Regions from separate parts of the Mus musculus genome. Here region 2 is linked to region 1. Evidence: chromatin loops called from intact Hi-C (ENCODE). Cell type or tissue: heart. All regions are shown on one strand. Links, peaks and the distances in the headings refer to the core of each region. The heading gives the core; the rest is flanking DNA.

Region 1 (4,384 bases), core at 204-4,203:
TAAGTATTTTGCATGCATGTATGTCTGTGTACCTACCATTGAGGTCGGAAGAGGGCATTGGATCCCCTGGAGCTGGAATTAGAGACAGTCATGAGCTGCCCTGTAGGTTTCTGGGAATCAAATCTGGATCCTCTGGAAGAGGAGCCCAAGCCATATCTCCAGCCCCCATCCTCCCTTCTTGAGTTCTAAACATGTCCCATTGAGGCCACCTTAAGAGTCCTTCCTCCTTTGCAGTTTGTCATAGAGAATCATCTGCTCTATTATGTTAAGTCCTCCCCTTTTCTCTTCTAAAGAGGGACTGGGGCTGGAGATGGCAGATGGGTAAGGATTTTGTGACGGCTCAGATGTCTCTGGAGCTTCTCCTTCTGCATCTTTCCAAGGTTTTAGTTAACTGTGGGTTCGGTCCAGAAGCATTGCCAAAATTTACATTTGCAGACTCCTCTGACTCAGTCCATAGAGCTTTGTTGAGGCATTTCCAAGTTTTTTAGGATCTCAGGGGATTCTTATTAGCCCCAGTCTGGAAACATTGGTTCAGTTCTACCAAGTCCTAAACCAAACCTTGGAAATAGGGTATTCCTTTTTCTGTCTGCTGGTGTATCATAGCTACACGGTTGAATTTTTACTGGAAGGGGGAGAAAACAAACAAATAAACAAACAGACAGACAAACAACAGTGAGCCTGAAAAATGAACAATCCTGCCTGTACAGTATTCAATGAAACAGTTCCCCAGAGGCGACACGTCCAACTCCGAATTAAATAGAGGATGATGACTGTCCGGATTTGGCAATCTGGCAGCTGTCATTAGCTCCTGACCTCGTGGTCTGACGGACCAAGCCAGGTCGCGCCCTTTGCTGCAGGAAAGGCTTTTCCTCTGCCAGAGCAACTTCCTCCAGGGGACCGGGTGGTGGCAGGGCTACTCATGCCACCCGGCCAGTATATTCTGCAGTAGGGTGGGCTGAGGATTGGTTTTCAGTGTTGCATCTCCGCCTCCTGCAAGCTTCAGCCACTCTAGAGTAGCGTGGCCAGAAGGCGTGACCAGGCCTAGGTATATTTATTCTGGCCTTAGTGTGAGATGCTGGGGCTGCTCCAAGCTCCTAACCAGAACTGGACAACGGTCTGAAGTCAAGAACACACTGACTCTGCTGAGAGGGCTACGAATCCAGCTTCCTTGTTGGCCAGGTGGGGGCAGTCGAGGCGCCAGGACCCGAGGCTCAGAAAGTTTTGAGTGAGGTGGGGGGCTTGCGGGATATTATTGGGGGAATATACTGCTATGCCGAGTCAGCTTCATTCCGGAGCGATAAAAGATGTCGAACTCAGCTATTGGATGATAAAGGAAGAGAAAAGAGTTCAACCCTGTGTGTGTGTGTCTCAGGGGTGGTGGTGGTGGTGGTGGTGGTGGTGGTGTGTGTGTGTGTGTGGGTGGTGGTGGTGGTGGTGGTGGTGGTGGTGGTGGTGTGTGTGTGTGTGTGTGGGGTGGTGGTGGTGGTGGTAATAGGGGTTCAGCAGCCTGGCTAGACCCGAGAAGATGCAGGTTCAGTTTCGAGTGATGAGGGGTGCAGGCTCAGGTCGACTTTGTCAAGAGGTGACAAAAAAAGCAGTATCAGACTCAGCTGGGATGATGAGGTACACAGACTCAGGTTCAGGCCCGCTGCTTTTCCTGAACTCCCAGGTAGTCATCTGTAGCCGAAGGTCAAGGAGCCGCTGGGAAACCCTGGCCGCCGACGGTGTTGGCGGGCGTCCTTCCTGCTGAAGGCAGCTGGAGGCGCTGAGCCTTCGTCTGCAGCTTGTGGTGGGCGGAGCCTCCGCAGGTCTCGTCCCTCTGACAACAGGCCCCGCCCACCCCGCCTTTGACCCGCCTCCCTAGCTCGGGGCCGCCTGCCCAATCCGCAGCACTCTCGGCCCAGCCGAGCCGGCGCTTGTGTGGCCGGAGGCTGATTAGAGGGACCCTAGCGAGCCGCGGCGCCCGCCGAACCGGGGACCTGCGCGGCTCGGGAACGCGCCCTGCCTGCCGCTATTGTCTCGGAGCCGCACAGGCTCGCGCCGCCCGGACGGCGATTCCCCTCCTCTTCCTCCGGGAGGGAAGGATCCAAGAGCGCCAAGCCGGGCTGGCTGGAGGAGGTGGCCGCGAAGGCGGAGGGAGGAGCGTTACTCCCCGGCCCCGACTGCTTCTCCTCCGGCGTAGGTTGCCGCTGAATTCAGAGCGGCAGCGGGACGCGGGTTCCTGGCCATGGAGAGGAGATCTGCACGCGGGGACTCCAGGAGCTCTGCTCCCGCTCCTGCTCCTCTGGCCATCGCGTAGACACCTGAGTAGACCGACGCCAGGAGGGGGAGGGGAAGGTAAGGCTCCTCTAGTCCCGGGTGCCCAGCCCCGCCTCCTTGGCGGTCCCAAGGGCCCGGAGGGCGCAGACCCGACTTGCGCACCTTGGCGTCCTGGAGGCCTGGCTGTCCCTGTGCTGGCGTTTTTTTGCCGAGAAGCACAACATCCTGTGGGTTCCAGCGTCCGCCTTTGCCGGCGCCTTCCCGCCGGAGTTCTCCCATACATAGCGCCCCGAGACTCAACCTTCTTCCATGAAAAGGGGTCCTTAGGAATAGAGGTTTGATCCCCTTTTCATCCACTTTGTGTTCCCGGGGAGGTTAACAATGGGTCTTTTAAAGTCGGTGTGAACAGCCCTAAAGTTTCTGGAAAGGCTGCGTGGGGGACGCGGACCGCAGTGAAAGATTGATGGAATGTGCATTGTGGAGCCTTGGCGTCTACAAGAGCACGCTTGTGTAAAGTTTGGGGGGGAGTGTGGATCTTTGTCTCCTACTGTTCCCCTGAGTTGGTGTGACCCTGCTCCGTGTGGTAAGGCGCAGTTTCAGAATCTGGGCATCTTTAAAGCTGGGGACCAGTTTTTAGCACAGGACCTCACTCACCACAGTTCCTTGGCAGAGTTGGGAGGTCCTGGCAAAGAATGGGGTTCTCACTGCGAGTACCCTGAGGTGCTTCACGTAATACTACTTACTGCCCTCTAGCAATAAAACCAAGGTCTCTGCTGGGGGGCTGGTGTTTGTCACCAGACCCCCTGTGGAGCAGAAACACTCCCCTTAAATTCTCCGCCGAAGGTTAGGAGAACAGACTTTTGACACATCTCCTTTCTTCTGCAGTTGGGGTTAAAGGTAGAGTGCCTGTCTTTTAGGAACTTCCATCTGCTCCTGAACCACACAGTGTGTTGGACTGACTCCCTTGTGCTGGTGACTAGTCTGATGCTACACAGTTGCACATGTTGAAGGGCTGCAGAAGTCTTAAGGGCTCTTACCAGTAAAAAGAAAATTTAGAGGAAGAGGAGGCAGGAGAAGAGTTTCATCAAAGCTTAAGGGAAGCCTGAATTCCCATTGCAACCAGGCTTATCTGTTGGAAATGGCCACTAAACCCAAATACAAACAAATTATATATATCCCTAAAGATTAAGAAAACTTGACCCATTAGCACTGGTCTGGTCTCCATATCCTACTCTGGTGTGTCCCTTATTGTCTTTCCCTTTGAGTTTGCATTTCTGGGCAAAGCAAAATGTGCACCAGGCATGCTGTTCATTTAGTTAACATGGGACAGCTCGTGATAGTGTCTTCTGCCTTTAAAATAACATTCTTTATTTATGTGTAGGGTGGTGAGTCGGGGCTGGAAATTTATCTCAGACTTTAAGCTCACTCTATCCCATACTGTGTCTGATTTTTGTCCTCACAGAACGGAAAGTTAAGGTTAGACGAGAACTCTGAGCCGTCACCTGTTCTCTGTCAGCCTGTGGATGAGAGTAAGCTGAGGCGTGGTGAGTGTGCATCTCTCTGTGTGTGTGTTAATGTGTGCGCAAGACATTAGCATCTAAATTCTTCTCTGGTCTCCTAGGAAGTTCTGTGTAGTTGGGATAGCGGGTCCATGGCTAATTGTTTGAGGTAGGTCTCCTCTCTTCGTCTAGCCAATAGCCGGGGGATTTCCTGCAGTGTTATAATCACAGGAAAGTTGAGGTGACAGCACCGCAGTTATGCTGTAGGGGATGTAATTAAGCCTGTTGTTACAGATACCAAGAAAATGGGCATAGAGCAGGCTTGTGGACCATTATGAAATCGGAAGGATACCACTTAGTAGCTATGTGTGCTTCTGAAATTGAGATAAATGAGCCATATTTCAGAAAGAAAATCATAATCACTATTGAACGGATCACATCTGAAAATGGCTATACGCTATAAAGTGCTCTGGAGTATTTATTAGTAATGCACCCATCTCTCTATCTGCCATGGACCCATTAACTGAATTCTTAATAAAACCACTCGTGACATGCCAGACATTCTTGGAAGGACTCTCAGCAGTACTCTGTGGCACTTTCTGTCAGCTGGAGAGGGAAGGGAAGGA
Region 2 (4,384 bases), core at 294-4,293, 100 kb after region 1:
CAGAAGCAGTAAGAAACTGTAGCACACCACCAGAAGTTCTCTCTACAGAGTCCCTACAAATGTAGCTCAACTACACAATGTAAGGCAGACCATATATGCATGCCATTATTGAAGAATCCTTCATCATGTGTTCTTTCACATGCTTGCTTTAGCAGAACATCCTTTCTCCTGTGTCTGCTTCAGCTAAATGTTCCTTCACTTGTTTGCCCAAGCAAAACACCATCCAAATGACTTTCCAAAGAACCCTTAAGTTTCCACTTCAGGAACTCACCAGGCAAAGACAGTTCTTGAGCTATGGACCTGGAGCTATGTCTGCAGATATGGAGCTGGTGGTGTGGTATGATGCCTTGGCTTGCAATAGGCAGCTATTATTTATATACCTCAATCACAAAATTTGTGCACATGTTTCTTAGTTCACGTGAAGCTCCTGGCTGTTATGAGGTGCATTGCTTCTTTCTTTCTACCACACTTACTTTTCTGCTCATTGCCAGTATCTTCTGCTACATACACTGGACTATTCTCTACCCCACCCCACCCCACCCCACCCCACCCCAGATCACATTTACCCTACACTACCCTGTTTCTGTGACTTTCTACATATTCAAAACCTTTTGATTGAATGTCAGAGCATATTGAAATATTTTCAGAAACACCTAAGCAACAGTTAATGTCAATACCATAGACCTAGTTTGAAAAGACTTTAAAGTGATGTTGAACTTCATTGTGACCAGGTAAGAAGATGGGTGCAGAGGCTCCTCCATCTTGTTTTCTTGCTGGGGCCATGTCTGGGTTAACTATAATTTGATCTCCTTGATGGAGAATTCCAGGGAAAATGATCCAATTTTATTCTAGGAACCCAAGGTCGGATGTCCTAGGTAACTTAGCTTCTGTTAAACTACCTGTTTCTGTAGAACCTCCAGCTTTTTCTCAGAGTCTGTTAAATTGCTTGCTTCTGTGATGTACCCTCTCCAGCTGCCAAGTGAAATACCAAGATATGGTTTTTACCTTTAAAACCCCTGGACTCTGGACTCCTAGGGCTCTGCCTAGGTCCCTGAACACTTGGGTATAGTCTCAGCTGGCTGGAATAGAGTCCCATTTGACTAGGAACTGGGTCTGAGTGGTTATTTTCTGATGCCATCATATGAGTAGCTATGGCTCAATATAGTCTACACATACTAACAGCGGCAACTTTCTTTTTTTTTTTTTTTTTTTTTTTTTTTTAAAACAGCTTCTTTTTTTTTTTTTTTTTTTTTAATTTATTTATTATTATATGTAAGTACACTGTAGCTGTCTTCAGACACACCAGAAGAGGGAGTCAGATCTTGTTAAAGGTGGTTGTGAGCCACCATGTGGTTGCTGGGATTTGAACTCTGGACCTTCGGAAGAGCAGTCGGGTGCTCTTACCCGCTGAGCCATCTCACCAGCCCGGCAACTTTCTCAATCATGTCTTGATGACAGAGACTGTAAAATGCAATCATGATTCTAAAATGTAACTGGAGATGTTAAAATCTCCGAATAACAAGAAACCATGAATATCTTATGAAACTTAATTTTTATATACATGTGGTCATTGAAATTTATAACCTTCAATCACTGTGACAAACAAGCTTTCCCAAGTTATTCTCTGTTGTGAAGGGGGAAAAAATGAAACCCAGGGTCAAGCAAGCATACTGGGATTGCCTGTAAGTAAAACCTTGTGCTTAGAAGATGTGGCTGTAAATGCCAGTCATGCGTTCTTTTCTCTTCACATTCCTGAGGGCAAACCCTTGTCCTGTCTCCACTCTGCCTTCCATCAGTCACACCTCTTTCTCTTCCCGTCAGTCACTTTGCTTTGTTATTGTCTCTTGTTGTATCGAGGTTGGTTTGTTCCACGGAAATAACAAATGCCTGGATTTCCTGCTTCCCAGAGCTCTGGGGTGAGTTAAGTGTACAGATGTTTATTCCTGGTGACAATCCCTGTTGGCAGGTCATGCAGTGCTTTTGTTTGAGGGCTGGCTTTGCTCCAAGATGCTAGCTGAAGTGGGAATCCTAAGAATTCACTTTCATTTAGATCAGACAATTGAACCAATGGAAGAATGCTTGCCCACTTCTCTCGGCTCCTATATGCCTTAGAACCAAATTTTGTTTGTGCAATCTGCGAGTGATTTTTTTTTTCCCTTCTCATCTGCCAAAGGGTAGGGAGTGGAAGATAATTGCTCAAGGGAAAGCTCTTTGTTCATTGTCTCTGATCTATTTCATAGGAAAATTTCCATAGGAATTCTAGGAAGAGAAACAAGCTGAGGGAGAGAGTGACATTTGAGCTGTTGAGTGTTGGCTGGTTCTGTGGCTAGCCGGGTAGCCAATGAGTGTTCCTAGCCATTGAGTGTTCCTGTCTCCGGTTCTGTGGCTAGCAGCACAGCCAAACCTAAGGAATGTGGGCAGTCTTTGAATTGGAGCTCCATGTCTGGCCACAATGCTAATAGTTCCTCAAGGGATACTTGGTATTTGCTGCTAGGGGCCTCCACTGGCTTTTTTTCTTAGACACAGGCAAACTCTTGAGACCCATTCAAAAGGGTTGCAGTAAGGAAGGATGGTAGAAAGGAGGTAAACATGACTCAGTTTCCCTTTCCTGACAGTCACCTCCCCTTTGTCAGATGTTGCCTAGTGTCAGTGACCTCTTCTTGGGGTTCTCTCTTTCCAGATAGGGAGGGGCATATACCTGGGAAGCCGATATCAGGAAGCTGTGGTCTAGAGAGCTGGCATAGGGAGCAGGGATAGAAATAGACGCTTAGGTGATGTGAACAAAGCCCAAGTAGCTTACAGGAATCAAGAGGACCTGGAAAAACCCCTAAGGCCTGAAGCCTTTGTTTGGAAAGTTTTGCAGCATAGAGGCTGGCCAGGTCTCAAGAAAGCTTTTCCACCAGAGTTTCAAAACAAAATACTGAGGGGGGAAAAAAAAGAAAAAAGAAACCTAGAATAAACAGAAAGCATCTCTCTTTCCTTTTTGTTGGCCAAGTTGTAAGTTCAGCGAGAGGCCTGGTGAGCTGGATATGGAGAGGAGATGTAGTCCACCTCAGAGTAACTGGAGAACCTCGTCTTGCACCACATCCACATTGTAGCACTGCTTTATTAACTAGGTACACTCTCTCAGACCCTTGACCTTCCTGTGAACTATGTAGTCTTGCATATGCCTAGAACAGTTCTTGTTTTTCTATAAGTTTCCCTTTCTTTTGTTAAGTATAGAAAAAATATAGATTTATTATGAATATTATTTTGTCAGTTAAATAATTTATATTATTTATTTTTACCTTTTTTTTAAAGCAAGTCACCCTCCCCCTCTTCCTGACTACCATCAAGGCTATGATGGATGGGTCCTAATGCTGATCCAAGTTAAACCCCCCACCCTTTTTTTTTTTTTTTTTTTTTTTTTTTTGGCCTGGTGGCAAGTAGAGCCACAATGGGTGGATAAACAGAGATCTTTTCTTGGTGTTTCTCTTTCCACTTTCCCCACATTTTCTCTAACACTTAGGTGGTGGTGGGTGGTGGGTAGTGGGTGGTGGATGGCGGGTGGTGGGTGGTGGGTGGGTTGGGGTGGCACAGAAAAGCAGCCTGAATTGAGAACACTCTCAGGTTTTGACAGGCTTTCTCTGTCACTGTTTATAGCTCACTCCTGATTGGTCCCATTCACGATCTCATTTGAATACTGGGACAGGCTCTGTGTAAACATAGTGCTCATTGGATTTTTGCTAGTCTAGCTCCCAGGTCTCATGCATGGCTGGTTCCCAGACCCTCCTGTCCTCATTAGGAGGGAGAAGCCTGAAGATAAGACCTCACAGTCAGGTTTGGGCTGGAGTTGGGTCCTCAGTTCTGGCTAGGGACTTTGTTCCTAGAAGCTCTTGGGAGAAGGAAGACATGTCTTGAGATAAACCCAGCACACACAAGGAAACCCACTCTTGATTCCATCGCTCCTGCTTCCCAGGCAGAGTGTTTGTTCCTGCCTTCAGGGGTCTCTAGTCCCAATTTGAGAGCCTTGGCCTTTGAGATCTGTTACATAAGCAGCAAGTAGGGAGCTCTTCCAGGCCTGCCAATGATGGGAGGTGTGCTGCTCCCGCTGCTATTTGTGGGTGGCCTACTCTTTAGAGACTGGCTCTGCACGGGACTGTTCATGATTGACATCCCATAACATTTACTAACAACTCTCTCAGTTGGGCAGTGGATGCCTGCTGAGACCCAACGGTTGTAACAATGCCAACCTCTCCTGACTGGCTGGCATCCTGCTTCTTGGAACATGCAGTGTTCCACTCTCCCATTTAAGCTGTCCCTCCTGGCAAATAAAAGATGCCCTTGCTGCCTCTTTGCTGCCTGCCGGAAAGAAGGCAGGTCAAGATTCTGAGATGGAGTCAAC

The links. Peaks named below come from ENCODE experiments on the same cell type or tissue, not always from the same donor. Only the 100,000 strongest peaks of a DNase experiment are listed, where the experiment ranks them.
Region 2: it touches region 1 in a loop (2.3-fold over the local background); 1 of 42 quality-filtered maps calls a loop at or near these places.

The regions. Positions count from the first base shown.
Region 1 is chr19:21,776,450-21,780,833 of GRCm38, forward strand. Cemip2 (cell migration inducing hyaluronidase 2) reads left to right here and starts at 1,891. Exons shown (of 24, transcript NM_001033759.2): 1 at 1,891-2,337. In heart, for the core only: CTCF peaks have their summits at 1,148 (motif pointing right) and 1,761; DNase peaks (open chromatin) are centred at 1,062, 1,852 and 2,922; H3K4me3 peaks cover 3,496 bases; H3K27ac peaks cover 3,218 bases.
Region 2 is chr19:21,880,414-21,884,797 of GRCm38, forward strand. No RefSeq gene overlaps it. Among named protein-coding and RNA genes, the nearest start is that of Cemip2, 100 kb to the left of the region's middle. In heart, for the core only: no CTCF peak of the experiment used is centred there; DNase peaks (open chromatin) are centred at 1,968, 2,398 and 2,848; H3K4me3 peaks cover 896 bases; H3K27ac peaks cover 2,965 bases.